Linked DNA regions of Homo sapiens: region 2 is linked to region 1. A link is a loop called in an ENCODE intact Hi-C map of the cell type or tissue named here. Cell type or tissue: PC-3. All regions are shown on one strand.

The links. A loop is a pair of places that touch in the nucleus more often than their neighbours do. Peaks named below come from ENCODE experiments on the same cell type or tissue, not always from the same donor. Only the 100,000 strongest peaks of a DNase experiment are listed, where the experiment ranks them.
Region 2: a loop joins it to region 1, with 10 times the contacts of the local background. A loop is called at or near these places in 98 of 110 quality-filtered maps.

What each region holds. Positions count from the first base shown.
Region 1 is chr18:36,085,878-36,090,877 of GRCh38, reverse strand. No RefSeq gene overlaps it. Among named protein-coding and RNA genes, the nearest start is that of RPRD1A, 21 kb to the right of the region's middle. RefSeq lists an enhancer at 4,013-4,566. In PC-3, no CTCF peak of the experiment used is centred here; no DNase peak of the experiment used is centred here.
Region 2 is chr18:36,276,935-36,281,934 of GRCh38, reverse strand. No RefSeq gene overlaps it. Among named protein-coding and RNA genes, the nearest start is that of FHOD3, 18 kb to the left of the region's middle. In PC-3, no CTCF peak of the experiment used is centred here; no DNase peak of the experiment used is centred here.

The DNA of each region.
Region 1 (5,000 bases):
TTGCAGTGCCAAGATTGAGAAACCATGGTTCAGAGGGATAGGTAAGAAGTTGTCAATACTCATAGAGAGGAATGGGTCATGCTGCTTCTAAGGGAAATGGGAAACAAATGGTCTTACAGAGGAGGTGATATCTGATGTGGGTTTTGAGGAGGAATAGGAAATCCTTGGTAAAGAAATGCTTACTATGTTCAGACACAATGGTTCAAGCCTGTAATTCCAGCACTTTGGGAGGTCAAGCCGGGTGGATCACTTGAGACCGGAAGATCAAGACCAGCCTCGCCAACATGTCGAAATCCTGTCTCTACTAAAAATACAAAAATTAGTCGGGCATGGTGGCACGTGCCTGTAATCCCAGCTACTTCAGTGGCTGAGGCAGGAGAATTGCTTGAACCCGGGAGGCGGAGGTTGCAGTGAGCCGAGATCACAGTACTGTTCTCCAGCCTGGGCGACACAGTGAGACACTGTCTCAAAAAAAAAAAATGCTTAATTTATTTTGGAAAAACATTCTCAAATATTTGCAGAGAATAAAATGCCTGGATATTGCTGCAAAATAATCCAGTAGGGACGGTGGTGGGTAAAACAGCAGAATTTGCCCAGGAATTGATAATTGTTGAAACTAGTGATGGATACATGGAAGTCCATTATACTTTTAACTTTGGTATATGCTTAGAAATTTCCATAATACAATTTCAAATTGAGTTTTCTTTTTTTTATTGTGGCAAAATATACATAACATAAAATTTATCATTTAAACCTTTTTCTGTTTGCTTGTTTTTTGAGACGGAGTCTTGCTCTGTCGCCCAGTCTGGAATGCAGTGGTGTGATCTCGCCTCACTGCAAGCTCCACCTCCCGGGCTTCAAGTGATTCTTCTGTCTCAGCCTCCCGAGTAGCTGGGACTACAGGCACATGCCACCACACCTGACTAATTTTTGTATTTTTAGTAGAGACAGGGGTCTCACTAAAATGTTAGCCAGGCTGATCTTGAACTCCTGACCTCAAGTGGTCTGCCTGCCTTGGCCTCCCAAAGTGCTGGGATTACAGGCATGAGCCACCATGTTCCGCCACCAGTTAAACCATTTTTAAGCGTACAACTCAGTGGCATTAAGTACATGCACAGTGTTGTGCAGCCATCACCACTATCTACTTCCAGAATGTTTTAATTATCTCAAACAGAAACTTTATACCCACTCAACAATAACTCTCTGTTCCCTCCCTCCCCTCTTCCCCCTACCATTGTTTAAGCTCTACTCTACCTTCTGCCTCTATGGATTTGCCTATTTGAGGTACCTCATGTAAGTGGAATCACACAAAATTTGTCCTTTTGTGTCTGGCTTATTTCACTTAGATAATGTTTTCAAGGTTCACTCATTTTTCACATGTATCAGAATTCCATTCCTTCCGTGTTTTCTTTCTTTCTTTTTTTTTTTTTGAGACAGAGTCTCACTCTGTCACCCAGGCTGGAGTGCAGTGGTATGATCTCGGCTCACTGCAACCTCTGCCTCCTGGGTTCAAGCAATTCTCCCTCCTGCCTCATCCTCCAGAGTAGCTGGGACTACAGGCATGTGCCAGCATGCCTGGCTAATTTTTGTATTTTTATTAGAGACAGTGTTTCACCACGTTGGCCGGGCCAGTTTCAAACTCCTGACCTCTCAGGTGATTCACCCAACTTGTCTTCCCAAAGGTTGGGATTACAGGCATGAGCCACCATGCCTGGCCAGAATTTCATTCTTTTAATGACTGAATAATTTTCCATTGAATGCACAGTCATGTGTCGCTTTATAACAAGAATATGTTTTTAAGAAATGTTCCAGGCCGGGCATGGTGGCTGATGTCTGTAATTCCAGCACATTAGGAGGCTGAGGCGGGAGGATGGCTTGAGCCAAGAAATTTGAGACCAGCCTGGGTAACATGATGAAACCCTGTCTCTACAAAAAATACAAAAATTAGCTGGGTGTGGTTGTGTTGCCTGTAGCCCCAGCTACTCGGGAGGCTGATATGGGAGGATCGCTTGAGCCTAGGAGGCAGAGGTTGTAATAAGCCAATATTTGCACTACTGCATTTCAGCCTGGGCAACAGAGTGAAACTCTGTCTGAAAAAAAAAAAAGAAACTATAAAAAAGAAAAAGAAAAGAAATGCACCATTAGGCAACTTTATCTTTGTCCAAATATCATACAGTGTACTTACACAAATCTAGATGATACAACTAGGCTATATCATATAGCCTACTGTTTTAGGCTACAAATCTGTATAGTATGTTATAGTACTGAACACTGTAGACAATTGTAACACAATGGTATTTGTGTATCTAAATCTTTCTAAATGTAGAGAAGGTACAGTAAAAATATGGTATGAAAGATTAAAAAATGGTACACCTGTATAGGGTACTTACCACGAATGGAGCTTGCAGGACTGGAAGTTGCCCTGGGTGAGTCAGAAAGTGAGTAGTGAGTGAATGTGAAGGCCTAGGACATTACTGTAGACTCTATAAATACTATACACTTAGGCTGCATTAAATGTGTAAAAATGATTTTTTTCTTGAATAATATATTAACCTTAGCTTACTGTACTTCATAAACGTTTAAATTATTTTTTGACTCTTGTGTTTTAAATACTTTTTTCAATAGTTTTTGGGGAACAGATGGTGTTTGGTTGCATGGGAAAGTTCTTTAGTGGTAATTTCTGAGATTTTGGTGCACCCATCACCCAAGCAGTGTACACTGTACACAATGTGTAGCCATCGGGTTTTTTGTTTTTGTTTTTGTTTTTGAGACAAGGGCTCACTTTGTCACCCAGGCTGGAGTGCAGTGGCATAATCTTGGCTTATTGCAACCTCCGCCTCCCAGGTTGAAGCGATTCTCCTGCCTCAGCCTCCCAAGTAGCTGGGATTATAGGCACCTGTCACCACGCCTGGCTAATTTTTGTATTTTTAGTAGAGATGAGGTTTCACCATGTTGGCCAGGCTGATCTCGAACTCCTGGCCTCAAGTGATCTGTCTGCCTTGGCCTCCCAAAGTTCTGGGATTACAGGCATTAGCCACCGTGCCAAGCAGCCACCATGCCCGGCTCCCAATGTGTAGCCTTTCATCCTTCACCCTCCCTTCCTGACCTTCCCCCAACAGTCCCCAAAGTCCATTATATCATTCTTACGCTTTTGTGTCCTCATAGCTTAGCTCCCTCTTACAAGTGAAAACATATGATATTTGGTTTTCCAACCCTGAATTACTTCCCTTAGAATAATGGTCTCCAACTTTATCCAGGTTGCTGCAGATGCCATTACTTCATTGCTTTTTATGGCTGAGTAGAATGCCACATTTTCTTTATCTACTCAGTTAGTGGGCGTTTAGGCTGATTCCATATTTTTACAATTGTAAATCGTGCTGCTATAAACATGCTTGTGCAAGTGTCTTTTTCATGTAATGACTTCTTTTTCTCTGGGTAGGTACCCAGTAGTGGGATTGCTGGATCAAATAGCAGTTCTACTTTTAGTTCTTCAAGGAATCTCCATACAGTTTTCCATAGTGATTGTACTAGTTTACATTCCCACAAGCAGTGTGAAAGTGTTCCCTTTTCACCACATCCACGATACCATCTGTTATTTTTTGATATTTAAATTATTGTCATTCTTGCAGAAGTAAGGTGGTTTCACATTGTGGTTTTGATTTGCATTTCCCTGATAATTAGTGATATTGAGCATTTTTTATATGTTTGTTGGCCATTTGCATATCTTCTTTTGAGACTTGGCTGTTCATGTCCTTTGCCCACTCTTTGAAGGGATTATTATTTTTTTTCTTGATGATTTGTTTGAGTTTCTTGTAGATTCTGGATATCAGTCCTTTGTTGGATGTATAGTTTGCTAATATTCTCTCCCACTCTGTGAGTTATCTTTTTACTCTGCTGATTATTTCTTTTCTTCTTCTTCTTTTTTTTTTTTTTTTTTTTTTTTGACAGTCTCACTCTGTCAACCAGACTGGAGTGCAGTGGTGGCACAATCTCAGCTCACTGCAACCTTAGTCTCCTGGGGTCAAGCGATTCTCATGCCTTAGCCTGCCAAGGAGCTGGGACTACAGGCATGAGCCACCACACCCTGTTAATTTTTGGAGTTTTAGTAGAGACGGGGCTTCGTCATATTGGCCAGGCTGGTCTCAAACTCCTGACCTCAAATGATCCACCTACCTTGGCCTCCCAAAGTGCCGGGATTACAGGAGTGAGCCACCGTGTCCAGCCTTCTGCTGATTATTTCTTTTGCTGTGCAGAAGCTTTTTAGTTTAATTAGGTCCCATTGTTATGGAATCATTGGAGTGTTGCTTTTTGGCTAGAAACCTCTGTGGCTGGTGGCACCTTTGCCCAAGTTTTGCTCAAACTCACTAGGCTCATTTTGCCCACTCAGCCTGGTAGGCTGCGCTCAGCTCACACTACCGGCCTGGATCACATGCCTCCCAAAGGCCCGGATCCCATGTCTGCTAAGGGTGAGTCAGGCATGGAACAGTGAGGGGTATGTGAGCAAGCATGGGGTCTGGCCACTGTGTACAGTCAGACATGCCAGCTGCTACAGCGGGGCAGGCGGCTCCACATGCTGGCATGGGCACCAGCTCTCTGCGAGGCTGTGGCCAGACCAGGCTCACTGCAAGCAGCTTCCATGGCTGGCAGTGGGGAACGTGGTGATACCCGGAAGCTTGGAGATGCCAGAAACCACAGAGCCCCAAAGAGGCAGTCATAGTTATGGCTCAGGGAGCTCCCAGGTATGGGCTCCCCGAAGGGCTGCAGCTCTTCTCTCCTTCTCTTTGCCTACAACACGGTGAGCAAGAGGCATGCTTCAGTCCTGTTTGTGCTACAGCTTTTTTACCCTTGACATTCAGCAAGTTCCAAGTTGTTGTCCTGCAACCAGGAAGAATGAGGTATGCAGGTAAGTGAAGGGTGAGCAAGATGAAAAGGAGCTTTATGAGCAATAGGACAATTCAGAGGAGCCCCGCAGGGAGCAGCTCCTTTCTGCATCCAGGGTG
Region 2 (5,000 bases), 190 kb before region 1:
CGAGTTATTGGTGGCACGGGGGAAAGTCTGGAAACCTATACACCAAATCATTCAAGGTTAACTGTGTCTCTGATAGGGTGGTAGGATGAGAGGGTATTTCTTTTTGCTCATCTCTATTTCTACTTTTCCCACAATAAGCTTACATTTCTGCATCAGTTCATTGCTCTCGGTGACTCTTGGATCCATCCTCTGAAAGGTCTTTTCTTCTCCATAACACTCCTTGGGTTATGTCCTTCTGAAGTGCCCGTCTGAAAAGGGCACTTTGGAGAATGTGCACTTTTTGGTGGCTGAATAGCCTTATCTTTTTTCTTTCTTTCCATATGAAGTCTGAAGCTTAGAAGTTTTTTTTTATATCTTGAATAGTCAGTCCCTTTTAGTCCAGACTGGTGGCGCTTTTGCTAATACAGATCTTTCAAAACTAAATGGAAGGTTTTTATTTTGGTCAACTCTATGTATTAAAAATCACACAACAATTCTGATGAGGAAATATTGACAAGAATTGGGCACATCAAGCTTTTATGGTACTACACATTTAAAACTTTCTAGAAACCCAAAAGTGTACCTTATTTCAGAGTTCTTAGCTAATTATGTGATGGCCATGACCTTGATGTGGTTCTCTCCTAGCCTGAGTTTATTTATCTTCCTTAGAACTTTGCTGAACTCTGCAAAAAGGAGCCCCATCAATGTGATTTTTTTCCGTATGTCTTCTAACATATGCCATACGGTTGGCATATGGTCAATGTCTCAAAAGACAACAGGCAACAGATTGATAAATATTTTGCCGCAATATAATAAAGGTTATCAACCTTCCAATTTGAAATATTTGAGTCCTTACTATTCACTGATGTGGTACACATCAGGCACCACATTTTCTATCCGTCAGAATTCTTAGTTGGAAACAATAGAAACTAATTCTCACAAGACTAAGCAGAAAATAGGTGTAATAAAGGATATTGTGTAGCTCGCAGACTCCCCAGAGAGCCAAAGAATCAGTTTTGGAGATTGCATAGCTACTCTAAAGTAGACACCACTAAAGGCTCTGCCAGGCATCGCACCACAGATCGTACCGCCATGCTCACTGCCTCCATCACTACCACCAGTAAGCCATGGAGATTTTTGCTTTGCTTGTTAGAGCAGTTAGTATTATTTACACTAATATTTCTTCTGCTTGCTAAAAGGTGTGTTTAATTACAAGTGAATGTGGAATTTCTATCAAAATTGTTCTCTTCATTTACTGAGACAATTTGACTTGCTCCTTTAATCTCTTATTTTCTAAAAGTAAACCTCGGCATCCTTGAAATTAATACAACATGGTCATAATATATCATCTTTGCAGATATTACTGAACAAAGTTTGCTACTTTTTAAAGAATTTCTGAATTTATGTTCATAAGTGATAGGAGCTTATAATCCTCAGAAATGGCTATATGAATATTAGATAAATTGGACTGCAGAGCAAAGAAAATTTCTAAGGACAAAGAATATTACACATCAATAAAGGAATAAGTCCATCACGAAGGCATAGCAATCTTAGGGGAAATGCACCAAATAACATAGCTCCAAAATACATGAAGCAAAAACTGATGCAGCAGAAAGAAAAATATTAATAAGACAAATACACATTGTATTCAGAGATTCTGGCAACCAGACAAAGACAGTGCAAGAAAAGAAAATTACAGACCAGTATCCCTCATGAGCTTAGATCCTCAACAAAATATTAGCAATCAAACCCAGGAATATATGAAAAAAATAAAATATCAGGATCAATGGAGTTTATCCAGGAATAGCAAGACTATTTCAATATTTGGAAACCAATCAATATAGTCCACCATAATAACCACAGAAGAAAAATCACATGATCATATCAATTGATACAGTAAAACCATTTAACAAACTTCAAATGCCCCCATAATAAAAGTTATCAGCAGCCTAGGAATAAGAAAGCAACTTTCTCAACCTCATAAAATGCACCTACAAAAACCTTATAGCTAAATTATACAAAATGGTGAAAGATTGAAAGGCTTATTCCTAAAATCAGGAAGAAAGCAAAGATATCTACACAATACACATGCTTTTCAAGCACATAGAGTATCTATAAAAATTGACCATTTTTATGATGACTGTAAACCATGAACCATTTTTTTTTGGACAGGGCCATAAAGCAAGTTTCAACAAATTTCAACGATTGAAATCATACAAAGTGTGTATTCTGACTATAATGCCACTGAGCTAGAAATCAACCAAAAATAACCTAGAGAAACCCCATATGTTTGGAAATGAATAAAAACACACTTTTAAATAACCTGTGTATAAAAAACAAAATCACAATGAAATATTGGAAAACATTTTTATCAGAATGGTAACAACAATACTATGTATCAAAATCTGAGATGAAGCCAAAATAGTACTTAAAAGAAAATCTATAGGCTTGTAAGAATATATTAGGAAAAAAGGAGAATAAATTAATTAAGCATTCATTCCAATAAGTTAGTAAAACAACAACAACAAAAACAACAGTAAGTTAAATCCAAAGATATTAAGAGGGAGCAGGTGCTGAGGAGAGAGCCCCTCACTAGCTACCACATGTTCCAGCCAGATACCACACATCTCTATCCCTCAAAGAACCCTGACCAGCCTCTGGTGCAGTGGTACCCCTAAGTGAACTCGCCCTTTTGGAGGCTCACCTGATTACTCTCTATCAGCCTGCCAGGCAGACATCTGGAGCTGGACCTAGGGATTGGGGTTTTGTGGGCTAGTGTGGGCTTAGCAACATTCCAAGGATATGGACAAGAGATTGAAAGAGGTGTCAGGGGCAAGTCAGCATTTGCTGTCCACTTCATTCAGTCCTATTTCGTCCTAAAGTGTGATCCAACCGTTGAAGATTTGTACATAGAGCCATGTGTAATTGCTAGCAGTGCAGCAATGTGTGATCCATCAAGAGCAGCTTGGATATACTGGGATAAGAAGAGTTTGGAGTCATGAAAGAATAGCGTATGAGGAGCAAAGCAGGTTTCCCATTGGCCTTCTTAGTCTCTCATGGAGGTGGTTTTGAAGAACCATCTTTTTGAGAATAACATATAAATAAAATCAATGACAAATTCTCAGAGTAAAGCACTGAGCAAATTTTTCCAATGACTATGGTTGGAAATAAAGCTAATGTGGACATTGCAGTTAGATAACTCTTGAATAAGGACCACAGCTACTATGACATCTTAGGTAGGACTAGCTACATAATTTGTGGAACTCAGTGCAAAATAAAAATGTGAAGCCCTTTGTTCAAAAATTATTCAGAATTTCAAGATGGCAACAGCAAAATATTAAGCTCAGCAGTGCTGATCTTACATCCTGTGACTTTACTAACCTCACTTATATTAGTTCTAGGAGTTTTTCTCTTTTCTTTTAAAAAGCTATTTGGATATTCTACATAGACAATCATGTTATTTGTGAATGAAAATGGTTTTATTTCTTCCTTTCTAATCTTCCCTTCTAAATAATCTGTGTATAAAAGGCAAAATCACAATGAAATATTAGAAATATTCTAATGAAACATTAGAAAACATTTTTATCAGAATGGTAACAACAATCCCATACTTCAGCGTTCTGTGTATGTTTATTAAGCCACATTTGTAAATCACATTGTTCAAATCTTTTATAGTTTTACTAACTTTTTGAAGGCTATTTCTGTCAATAACTGAAAAAGATGTATTCAAATTTCCCTCTTGTGATTATAGAATTCTTTATTTCTCTTCTAAGTTCTTCCTATTATTTTTTAACGTTAGTTTCTAGTTGGATTAGAATATTCTTCCCATTTTGCTTTATATCTCTTGAGAGTTTGTTTTGAGGAACATAAAAATTTAGAAGTCTTTCTTACAATTTTTAAAAATTTAGGCTGAATTTGTTATATGTTTCCTTTTTTAGTCCTAATAATGTTTGTGCTTTTTTTTCTTGCCAGAGGTTTGTAGTATTTTTTAGGTTTTTAAATTATGTTTGTTGCCCTTTTGTTCTGTGTTTCATTAATTTGTTTTCTGTTAGTTTCTTCTTCCATTTTCTCAGAATTTATTTTGCTATAATTTCTCTAACTCTTTAAGATGAAGTTTTTAGGTTTCTCCTTATATAAGCATTTTAGGATATAACACTTGTTCTTTGTATTATTTTAGCTTAATTTGCAAATTTTTATGTATGATATTTTAATATTGGTATGTCCTAAATGTTTTCTAACTCCTATTATGATTTTCTTTTACTTATGAGCTATTCAAAAGTGTTTTAAAAATATTATGTATATATCCTAGTTATTTTTGTTTTTGATTTATAATTTGATTTTGTTGTAGTCAGAAAATGTGGTCTGTATACCTATTCTTTGAAATTTGCCCTAGGTCTAGGTAACGCACGGTCAATTTTCACAAATATTCCATGTAAAAATATGTATTTGCTCATTGTCTGGTTAAGGATTCTACGTATATTCACTACATGAAGGTTCCTTTATCATTTGTGTTCTTCACCTGTATCATGGCCTTACTAAATTTTGTTTGCTTTATTTATTGTTCACTGAGAGAACTTTCCCATCATAACTGTGGATTTCTCAATTTCTTCTTATAATTCAGTCATGTTTTGTTTCATTGTTGCATGGGCCTTAAGACTCTAGTATTGTGTTGCTATTGGTTTAAACTGTTGTATGTTCCTGGAGAATTTAACCCTTTATCATTATGTGGTCACTTTATCCCTAAACAGGATTTTTGCCTTAAAGCCAAATAATAAACCGGTGATAATTAAAATATCATTGCTTCTAATGTATCTATACCAGCTTTCTTTTGGTTAGTATTTGCCTGGAACATCTTTTCCCATTCTTTTACTTTCATCTTTTTTGTTTCCTTGGTTTGTCTCCTTTCTGCAGTATATGGATTTTTTTATATTCAATTTAACCATTCTGCTTTACTCCCCTCAAAACATACCATTAGTTGCTTACATTTATTGATATTACTAATATACTTGGATTTATATCTT